Regions from separate parts of the Homo sapiens genome. Here region 1 is linked to region 2. The links are chromatin contacts, found by Hi-C or POLR2A ChIA-PET in ENCODE. All regions are on one chromosome and are shown on one strand. The core of a region is the stretch at or near the end of the contact, and the rest is flanking DNA. Distances in the headings are between cores, read along the strand shown. Region 1 holds the start of CCDC15 (coiled-coil domain containing 15). Region 2 holds the start of SC5D (sterol-C5-desaturase).

What was found. Hi-C counts contacts between places; a loop is a spot of excess contacts on that map. ChIA-PET counts read pairs that join two places held with the same protein, here RNA polymerase II (POLR2A). Pooled maps may share reads with other maps.
Region 1: a map of naive thymus-derived CD4-positive, alpha-beta T cell shows a loop between it and region 2 (9-fold over the local background). The contact joins the promoter of CCDC15 here to the promoter of SC5D in region 2. A Hi-C loop is called at or near these places in 1 of 168 maps with a recorded cell type or tissue (naive thymus-derived CD4-positive, alpha-beta T cell) and 6 of 50 pooled maps. POLR2A ChIA-PET finds 5 or more read pairs at or near these places in 1 of 52 experiments (T-cell).

Annotation. Positions count from the first base shown.
Region 1 is chr11:124,952,154-124,957,314 of GRCh38, reverse strand. CCDC15 (coiled-coil domain containing 15) reads right to left here and starts at 3,113. Exons shown (of 16, transcript NM_025004.3): 1 at 2,945-3,113; 2 at 2,406-2,591. The coding sequence starts at 2,582. CCDC15-DT (CCDC15 divergent transcript) reads left to right here and starts at 3,324. Exons shown (of 3, transcript XR_948134.3): 1 at 3,324-3,833. RefSeq lists an enhancer at 2,910-3,453.
Region 2 is chr11:121,290,117-121,295,544 of GRCh38, reverse strand. SC5D (sterol-C5-desaturase) reads right to left here and starts at 2,774. Exons shown (of 5, transcript NM_006918.5): 1 at 2,729-2,774. RefSeq lists enhancers at 1-269, 2,983-3,032 and a silencer at 2,763-2,812.

The DNA of each region.
Region 1 (5,161 bases), core at 1,864-4,363, 3.7 Mb before region 2:
TACAGCCCAGCAGGTGCCACATTACTGGGAGAACTTGACTATTGTCTAGCTCCAGCCAATAGCCGGAAAATAGTCAAGGTGTCTCAGACATGTCCAGTTATTTGAGCCCCAGCTGAGGTCCCAGACACTATGGGGCAGAAACAAGCCATTACCACTGTACCCTGCTCAAATTCCTGTTACATAGTATTATTTGCTTTATACCACTAAGTTCTGGGGTGGTTGGTTACACAGCAAAAGGTAACCAGAACAAATTATAAAATAATGCAATCCCATATATGATGATAGAACAGCAGTGTCTTTTGATGCTAATTTATTAATAATTATTGGGGGGAGGTAGTCTAAAGCTATGACATTTTTAGGAATCCTGATGGCCCCCTGAAATTTTGGGGAGAAAAATGAGTAGAAGTTCCCCTTTAGAACAGACATGATCTAAGGGCCAAGCTTTAGAAGTAACTATTCAGCATTTATTTTGAGCTGACAGAGCTATATCCGTTAATAAGGGTGGATACCCAGACTAGATATGCTAAAGCTATAAGGAGTTCTATTAGATGCTTGATCAAACTCCCTTTGGCTGGAACTGATCAGAAATTTTTAAATCAGGAAAAGGAGATATGTTTATCCATGTTCCAAGACTTTAATATTTTGAGTTAATGTGTGTGAATACGATAGTCAATACTTCTTAACATAGAAAAAGTTTGATGGTGTCAAATTTTAGGCATGTTGACACTACTGATATTATACAGATGTAATTTGAGCAATTACAAAGAGGTGTCAACAACTTAAATACCAAAATATCTTTATACCAAATCTTACCAAGTCTTGTGGGGTGTTTCCTGCATTCATCCCTTCTCATTCCACTCCTTTTTTTTTTCCAGAGATGGGGTCTCACTCTATTGCCCAGGCTAGAGTGCAGTAGTATGATCATAGTTCACTGCAGCCTACAATTCGTGGGCTCAAGCACTTCAATCATCCTTTTTCAAGGCTGTTCTTCTCTATTTCTTACCACTAACAAAGTTTCGATGCTATACTCCATGCTTAAATTATTATAATTATATTCTAATTTATCCCCAGGATCCAATCACTCCCTATCCTTCAAAACCTTTGAAGCAATTCATCTAAAGAAAACACTGGTTGATCATGACATTCACCTGTAAATATTAAACAAAGTCAATCCCTTCTCCAAAATTTCCTAAGGTACTCTACCATCCCTATTTTCCATAATCCTGTCAGCAACCATTCTCCTACTAAGCTTTCCACTCCAATCGATCTAATCTACCCTTAGAATCCTGAACCTTGCTTACTTCTTACTCTCCTCATTCTCCTTAATAGGAGAATCATTCCCTTCCCTTCTCCGATCAAATTCTTCATTACACTTTCCTGGGTCACATCAACCCAACGTCATAGCTTCTTGATTGAGCATTATATTCTTAGAACTTAGATAGAGATACCACCTAGACTCTTAAAATCCTTTTTGGAAATAGGCAGGGTAGGAATAAATCAATGAATATACATACATATGTGCAAACATAAATAAAATGAATATAGTATATTGCATTACTTTAACATTTAAACACATCTCATTTCTCTTCTGAGATCAAGTACACTGAGGGAACATATCTCATCCTTTTTTCATCCATGTTCAGCACCTTGTCTACACATACAGAAGACATTTTGTGCCTTTCATAAATACTTCATGAGTGTCTATATTGATTAGGCAGTATTTAAGATAAAAGTGGGAATGTGATGATAAATGACATTTGTTCTCTACGCTCAAGGAGCTCACACTGCATCAGGAAAAGATATATAAACAATCTACTATAACACAATGTGGTAAGTGCCAAGTTAAATTTGAACAAATAGCTAAGGGGCACAGTTTGGTGAAAGACTATCAGAAACCATGGAATTTCTAGTTAGACTTTCTCAGATTATCAGAGTTCATCTCTTTCTCCTTTATTCTATTACTCCATTTTGCCTGAATCCTCATTACAAAATTTATCATAAACCTTAAGCAACCAATTAATGTTACTTGAAGTATGCCAACTATCATCCATACTAAGTTGCAGTGTCTGGAAGATGTAGATAGTGCTTATGTCTTGGGCATAACAAGCAATCAAGAGTCTGAAGTAAACTGATATACAGATATATATCTATATAACCTGTTCCATGTAGATTATGCTCTATATATTATAGTAGGTGAGTAATAAATATTTGATTATGCCAACTAAAGCTGCAGTCAAGTTTTGGCAAATACTTGTTCTATAATCCTAATGCAAGAGCATAAACTATTTATGGCAGAATAGAAACAGCATCCTCGGACTGTTCATCTTTAAGCACCCAGGATTAGAGAAGGCTAATAAAAAGGGTGGTGGGGAACCCCACCATATTTGGATCAAACTGACACTCACATATGCTGGGATTTCCGAACTACCTGGTGAGGCAGGTTCCACCCATGCCCCAACTGGTACTATAGCCTCGTTCCTCTCAGCCAGCACTGCCAACACGTCCTTGCTCTTCAGGGGGTTTAAAGCCAGGGGCAACCTTGAGGTATTTCGAGGTTTCTTTCGGGCCATACTTCCCAGCATCTGTGACTCCTGATTAGGAGAAAGAAAAAGCTTAAAATCTTCAAATGACTGCATTAAAAGTTCAACCTCCTAACACATGAGCCACAGGCCCGTGAAAAGGAGAGAAGCCCTGGAGGCAGAAGCCTGGCATGAAGTGGAAACACACGGATTCTAGAGAAAAAGGAAGAAAAGAAGGGAAGAGAAATGGGAAGAAATAAAGAGGCAAAGAAAGGTTTTTAAGTTGCCTTCTAGAAGAAATGGCGATGAGAGGGAAGAGAAAGGATGGGAATGAGAGAACGAAGACTGTCCTCAGCTGTGGGCGCAGCGAGGCGGGAAGGGAGGAATGACAGCTGCAACCCGGAGAAAGAGGGAGGGGCGGGGACCTGTGTCTGCAGCCGAGAGTCCCAATAATCGGTATAGGTTATGGGAAGACGCGCTGAACGGCTGGGAGCCTCGGGCCAGATAAAAGCCTGCTTCTGAGGCCCCGAGGCCTGCTCCGGCTGAGATGGCACTGGCCAGGAATCGGCCCGCAGCTCGCCACAGACTCAGTCTACTCGGAGTACTAAGGTAACCGCCTCAAGTAGACCGCCACTTTGCGGTGGGCTGCTCCGTCCCGCCCATCCGTAGCCTTATGCCCGCCCTTTCCGGAGCCCGCGTCCCCTCCCGGAGCTGGGAAGGCGTGAGAGGTGGAGTTTCGAGCGCCCGAGGTATCGTCATTTCCTCTTCCTGTCCGGCTGAGGGGGCGGGGACGTGTGGGTAAGCGGAGTCGCTGGGTAATGCGCCATGTGAGGCGCGGTGGGACTGTCGTTCCTGGACCAACGCCGAGACTTCCTAAATCCCTCCGGAAAGGGATGCGTTGGGCCTGTGATCTGGCGACTAGGAGGGTCAGGAGTCCCAGTAGAGGGAATCACGGGAAAAGAATGAAAGAGGGAGGCGAGCCTGGCACGGCTTCCTGGAGAAACAAACTAAGCTAACAAATTTTTCGGATCCTTTGTGCAGCTAATTTTACAGTACTGTTTCATACATCTTATTATATTTGGACATCACGGCCTGTTGAGTGGTCTCCCTCTCTGCTGCAAGCTCTGCTGTAATCCAGAGACACTCAATTATCTCTGTAGGATAATTTATTCATTCGATTAACATACATTACTACTAACTTTTTATAAACCAGTACTGTTCCAAGCACCGGAGATACATAGCTATGAACGAAACAAATATCCCTGCTCAGGGAATTCACAATAGAGTGAGGGGAAATAAGCGAATAAACAATGAGTAAGTAAATGTGTGTGATGTGGAGTAAAAGCAAAGAAAGCGGATAGGGAGTGTGGTGGGCAGGGTGGGGATTGGAGGGATGAAATATTAGAACGTCCAGAGAAGCTGCACTGAGATACTTTTCAGCAAAGACTTAAATGAGTTAATGGAAGAAGCCACTGTGCTCTTCAACGGAGGCTTTATAAACATGTTCCAGATATAACAGCAAGTATAAACGCCCCAAGGTGGAAGCATTGCCTGGTTGAGAAAAAGTCAGGAGGATAGTGTGACTGGAGCAGAGGGAGAGTGGAAGAATGCTGAGACAGTAGGTCAAGCAGGCAATCCGATCAAACATCGTAAGCCACCATAGGTGTTGAGATGGGGAGCCACTGGAGCAAGGTTTGGAGCAAAGGAACACCATAATGTGACAAAATTAAAAAAATAATAATTCCGAATGCTGTAGTGAGAATAGACTGTAAAGAAGACCAATTAGGTGGCTATTGCAATAATTCAGTTAAGGGATTGTGATGTCTTGGATCAAGGAGGTAGTGGTGGAGATGATGATAAGTGGTTGGATTCTGTATCTATTTGGGAGGCAAAACTTTCAGGATCTGTTGAAGGTTTGGATATGGATTGTGTGAGGGAGAGATGTCAAGGAAAACTAGGGGTTTCATCCTGAGCAGCTGTCAGGATGAAATTACTATTTACTGAGATAGTGAAGATGGTGGAAGGAGTAGATTTGGAAAGGGGAAGATCAGGAGTTCAGTTTGGGGCAGATAAAGTTTTATCTAATCAACATCCGAGAAGATAGTATGAGAAAAAGTGTCTGGAGCTCAGAGAAGGGTTCTGGGCTACAAATATAAATCTAAGAGTCGTTAGCCTGTAGATTTAAAGCCATGAGACTGGATGGAGTCATCAAGGGGTTGAATATAGACAGATAAAAGAATAAATCCTAAAACAGCCCCAGGGTATGTCAGTATTACAGAGGCTGAGAAAAAGAGGAGGAGAATGCTAAGAGATTGAGAAGGATTAATCAGTAAACCAAGGAAGAAAACTATGAGGGTGTGATACCTTGAAAGCCAGGTGAAAAAGAAATGTTCCATTGAGGGCAGACAATCTGTGTTAAATCCTACTGACAGATCAAATAAGGTAAGGACTGAAAATTGACTATTGGATTTGACCATGTGGAAGTGATTGATAACTTTTAAAAGAGCAGTGTCTTTAGAGTAGTTGGAGAGCAAAAGCCTGATGGGCTAGGCAAGAAAGAGTAGGAGAAGGAATTGGAGACAGCAATTTTAGACAATTCTTTCCATGAATTTTGTTGTGAAGGGACACAGCGAAAGAGGTGG
Region 2 (5,428 bases), core at 1,525-4,024:
AAAGGACAGACAGGACTCAAAGTCATCCCTCTGAGGCTCACCTGACACAAATGGATTTCTGATTGCTTCCTCTGCCCTATTGTTTATGTAAACATGCAGATTCACTGAGCCAGACGAAATGTGTGCATTCAGTGGAAGGCTAATCAAGGACTCAAAATAATGCAACCTTTGTCTCTTATCTGCTTCTAACCTGGAAGCCCCCACTGTGAGTTGTCCCGCCTTACCAGACCCAACCAATGTACTTCTTACACATATTGATTGATGTCTCATGTCTCCCTAAAATGTATAAAAGCAAACTGTGTCCCCGACCACCTTGGGCACATATTGTCAGGGCTTCCTGAGGCTGTGTCACGGGTGAATCCTTAACCTTGGCAAAATAAACTTCCTAAATTGACTGAGACCTGTCTCAGATATCTGGGGTTCAAAACGGGTTCAATGTAGATCTTAAAACCTAATTATCTGTGGCTCATCTTCTATCTTAGATATAAGCAATAGGCCACATGTAAATATAAATGTGAAGTTCAAAAGCGAGCCTGGTTAGTATACAGGTAGTAGTTGAAGTTATAGGGGTGAAGACTGCCAAGGGAGGTGGTGTAGCAGGGACAGGGTACTACGTAATATCAGATAACATAAACATTTAATAATTGAAAAGGATATTGCTATATCACTAAAGGTTGGTAACAGCTGATGAGCCAATCTACATGTTCCCCACAGTGCCATGTGGCCCTACTTCAATACAATACCTAGAATAGTATCGTGCAACCAAAAAGAACACAAACATGTTTGATTGCTGTGAGGTTTAGAGACTAAGTAGACTTTTGACATTTGACCCAAGAAAGGTACTCAATAAAATAGCATCTATATGATTATCACTGTTAAGGCCGTCAAAAATGCGTCAAAATTACTTCAATAGAAGATAAAATAGGTGCCACTTGATTTTTGTTTGAAAAATAACTGACAGTAGTTGATAGTAATATTTAATATATACTAGGTAATATAAATATTTTAAATATATTAACTAATTTTCCCTTTCAAGAAGCCTCAAAGGTAGGTACTAGTATTATTTTATAGATGAAGAAGCTGGGCACAGAAATTTTAAGTAACTTGCATAGGGTCATAAGAGTAAATAAATGCTGGAGCTAGGATTCAAATACACACAATCTAGTTGCAAAGTACGTGAACTTCTGCCAAGTTCTATAGCCTCTTCACCACTACTTCAAGTCGTCAACTCCTGAATTTTTAAAAATGTTCAGTGCCTCTACAAGCTCATATAATTTTAAGGGGTTATAAGCCCTGAAGTTAGGGGTCCCAAGGACCCTAAATTAAGTACCACTGCTTCAAACAGAAACTTAAATACTTTGTCCTTGCAGAATTAAAGAAACTTCTTCTTAAAACTCAGTTATAATAACAATATTAGGCTTAGAACAACTCAGTCTACCATTATCTTTTTGCCCTACTTTAAAAGTATAGAAAATGATAGCTAATATTTATTGAGAACCAGGTATTATTTTTGTATAACCTCATCTAATCCCTATACCTCTATGAGATAGGTACTTCTATGCTCCCCACTTTATAGATAGGGAAACTGAGGTCAGAGTATTTAAATAACTTGTTCAGTAGCAAGCAACAATAACAGAAAAAACCAGCTGGGATGTACATTCCACAACCTTTCTCTTTGCTACCACGTTATGTTATCTCTCAAGATGTTTTATATGCAGATGAGGGATTCTGAGTACCACCCCATGCTAATTAATTACATTACATAACGAATGGAAAAGCACTCTGTAAATGATCAAGGATCAGTTATTATTTACTAGGTATCAATCATTAGAAACTTTAAAAAATGATAGTGATATAAAGACAAATAACTTCCAGAGGGTTTCCTCTAAAAGTACCGAGCTGCCACAAACTTTCCAGTTTGGAAACTCTATGTACTGAGGTCTTGTTTTCTTCACTTACACCACCTCCAAATCTACTCTGCTGTAACACAGGGATGTCAGTATACATTATTTTTCCTTTTATGATGCAAAAGGAACAGATTATTTCCCTTTTCCTTTCAGTCTCCTCAGCCCCAGATTGCTGTCCCTTCATTCTAATTACGCCGCAGCAACAGAGGCTTGCAATGGTCAGGAGTTCTGATACCGACCAGTTCTTCAGCCTGATTCTTCTGGCCTTTAAAAGAAAAAAACCCTCCCAGAACGAAGGGAAAAGTAAAGCATTCGTGTTCAGCAGCCAGACCAGAATTCCCTTGAGTAAGAGATCTGCAACACCCAACATCAAACACTGCATTTTCTTTAAGCCCGTCCACGGTCGGCTCCTTCAAGTCCAGGCCTCCCTATCGGCCCCGCGATCCCTCCCAGCGCGAGCGGAAGGCCCCTCCGCCCGGACTCCCAGGTGGCGCAGCCCTCCAGGCCCCGAGGTCCCCCGGCCCAGCCCTCGCCGCCAGTCTTCGGGATGCCAGGCTACCTGCCAGCCTCTCCTCTCACTCGGCGCAGGACTCGGATCCGTATGCTACCGCGATCCTACCATCCGCCCAACGCCTAGCACCCAGAGGGCACTCGCTAACCAACCGCGGCGCGGAGAAAAGCCGTGCTGCGAGGACACCTTCCGCCTCGCCCACCCGAGTCCCAGGCGCTGAAGTCTCTCCATCTTCTTTTATTCCATCGCCCCCCGGCCCAGCCCGCTCAGGTGTATTCCGCTTCCTTCCCCGCCCACCCACCGTCCCCACCTGGAGGTGGTCCGCCGCCGCTCCGCACGCCACTGCTCTGCAAACTGTCCTAGCAGCTGGGCAGCCAGCAAGCGGGCCGGGAGGCTGGAGCGGCCAGCCAATCAGCGACCGGCGCCATAAGCTGATATGACGGCAGATCGCGCGAAGGGCCTGCGCGCAGCTCTCCGCGGTCACGTGGGCGCCGCGCGCTCGGCCACGCCCCCTTTGTCCTCTGACTAAGGGGAGGGCGGGCGCCCCATCCGAGTACCTTTGCGGTGGAGGATGCGGTTTCGGGTTTTGCGTTTGTTTCTTTGCTTTCTTTTTAAACTAGCTCTTGTGTCATTCATGGTGGTACCAGGCAGGTTTACGGTGTTTATACAAACATTCCTAGAACGGGTGCCCTGCGTTGAGGGAAATAGACGACACTTCCTTTGACGCGAATGTCTGGGTCGTTTTCTCCCTCAAGGGAGGAGGTGCAGATGTTCCCAAACAGGTGCTCAAGGTTTTAAGACGTAGTCCCCCCGATTTTCTAGCGCTGAATGGCTGGAGGCTCCGCGAGCCGGTGTATGTAGGGGTCTAAATGGTGACAAGATGAGGGTAAACATGGACAGAAACCTTTTCACGATACAAGTTGTTGAAAACCAAGGTTAACGCAGATCTAATTGGCTTTGATTTGCTACACATGAATCGAGCAGCTCCGATTTCCTGAAACAGAGCTGAGCAGAGGAGGGTGGCTTCACAGGCAGAAGAGGACGGAGGAAAGCAGAAATAAGGAACCAAAAGATCTGTCGTTTCAGAGTGACTTTCCTTAAACAGAGATTAAAACAGAGGGGACTGACTTGTGATACCAGCTCAGCAACTTCAAAGTGGCAAACTGGGCCACTTTACCTATTACATAAATAATATGGGGAATACATGACAGAAATGAGGGATTTTTAAGGGAAAAAAATAACATGATTCGATCTGCCTTCAAAAGACTTTTCCGGTAGTTAAACTTCAAATGTACATAGGATACTGGACAAAGTTCAAATGAATTTAAAATAGTGTAGGTGGTTTTTTTAAAAAAGACTCATTATATAAATAAAAATAAATTTTAAAAAGTTTTGAGTGTCTACTTCGTTTAACACATCGTACTGAACACCGGGAATGGAAAGAGATGTTACAATAATGACAAAGACATGGTTCCCAACCTTAAAAAGCTTATGTGCTGTGGGAGAAATGGGCATGTATAAATAACTATGTTGCTTATTACAAGGACAGGAAATAAACAGTAATTGGTGGTATAGGCTGAGCACAGAGACAAAATGGCTATTCTGATGAGGGAAATTAGGGAAGGAACATTGTTTTGCCCAATGAAATGATTTGAATGGACACTTTAAAATGTTATTGAGCATAGATGATAAAACATTTATTAAACGAATAAAAGCTCAAAAGTGAAATGTTATAAGCAAACATCAAATATCCTGAATCTCTAGAATTTTATTGTTGAATATGCCTTAGCTATTACAAGTGGTCTTTATTCTTGGTGACTTAGGGATTCCCAAGAAATTTGCAATCACTCCTGACAACTCAAAGTAGTAATAAGTTAACCTCAAGAGAACAATCTTGTTTAAAAATAAATTTAAGTGTATTTTTTAATTATTATTTAAGTTCTGGGATACATGTGCAGAACGTGCAGGTTTGTTACATAGGTATACATGTGCCATGGTGGCTTGCTGCACCTTCCAACCCGTCATCTAGGTTTTAAGCCCTGCATGCATTAGTTATTTGTCCTAATGTTCTCCCTCCCCTTGCCCTCCACCCCCTGACAGGCCCCGGTGTGTGATGTTTCCCTCCCTGTGTCCATGTGTTCTCATTGTTCAACTCCCACAGTTGAACAACTCCCACATACTCAATGAGAATATGTGGTGTTTGGTTTTTTGTTCTGTGTTATTTTGCTGAGAATGATGGCTTCCGGCTTCATCCATGTCCCTGCAAAAGACATGAACTCATTCTTTTTTTTATGGCTGCATAGTATTCCGTGGTGTATAAGTGTATTAATAGCACATCCTGGGGTGCAGCATTCCTACATGTCTTTTCTATCCAGGCACACTGATGGATCAGGGTAATTTATTTATTCATTGTTTGCAAGGGTCTATGGTACCAACCAGCCAGTACCAAGGAATTCAGAGATAAGCCACAATACCTGCCTATGTGTCTGGATGGAACATGAACATGGAAACAAACCATTTAATCATTAAATTACTCAATTTATTTACTCAATAAATCATTATGTAATGGTGATAAGTGTCAGGCACTGTCATATGCACAGGAGATATACTGATAATCAAAACAAAGTCTGCTCTAATGAAGCTTACACACTAGTAAGGAGACAGAAAACTGATAATAAATAAATAGATATATAATACAATGTCGGACAGTGCTATGAAGAAAAAGAAAATGGGGTAAGAGAATCAAAATTAACGGAAGCTGTTAACTTCAGACAGCATGGTCAGTCAGTTTCTCTGAGAGGGCTACATTTGACCTGAACAGAGTTAGAAGTCCTCATTCACTTGGAAGATTCTAAACTGAGATTGAGTTTGAATTTTTTTCAATGAAATGTTGCCTTTCAATGCATCAATAATTTATCAGCCCACGTTCATTATATAACATTATACTTTAATGAGAACACTAAGCACTAAACTGTTTAAAGACCTTTGTCTTTACAAAGGTACTACAAAG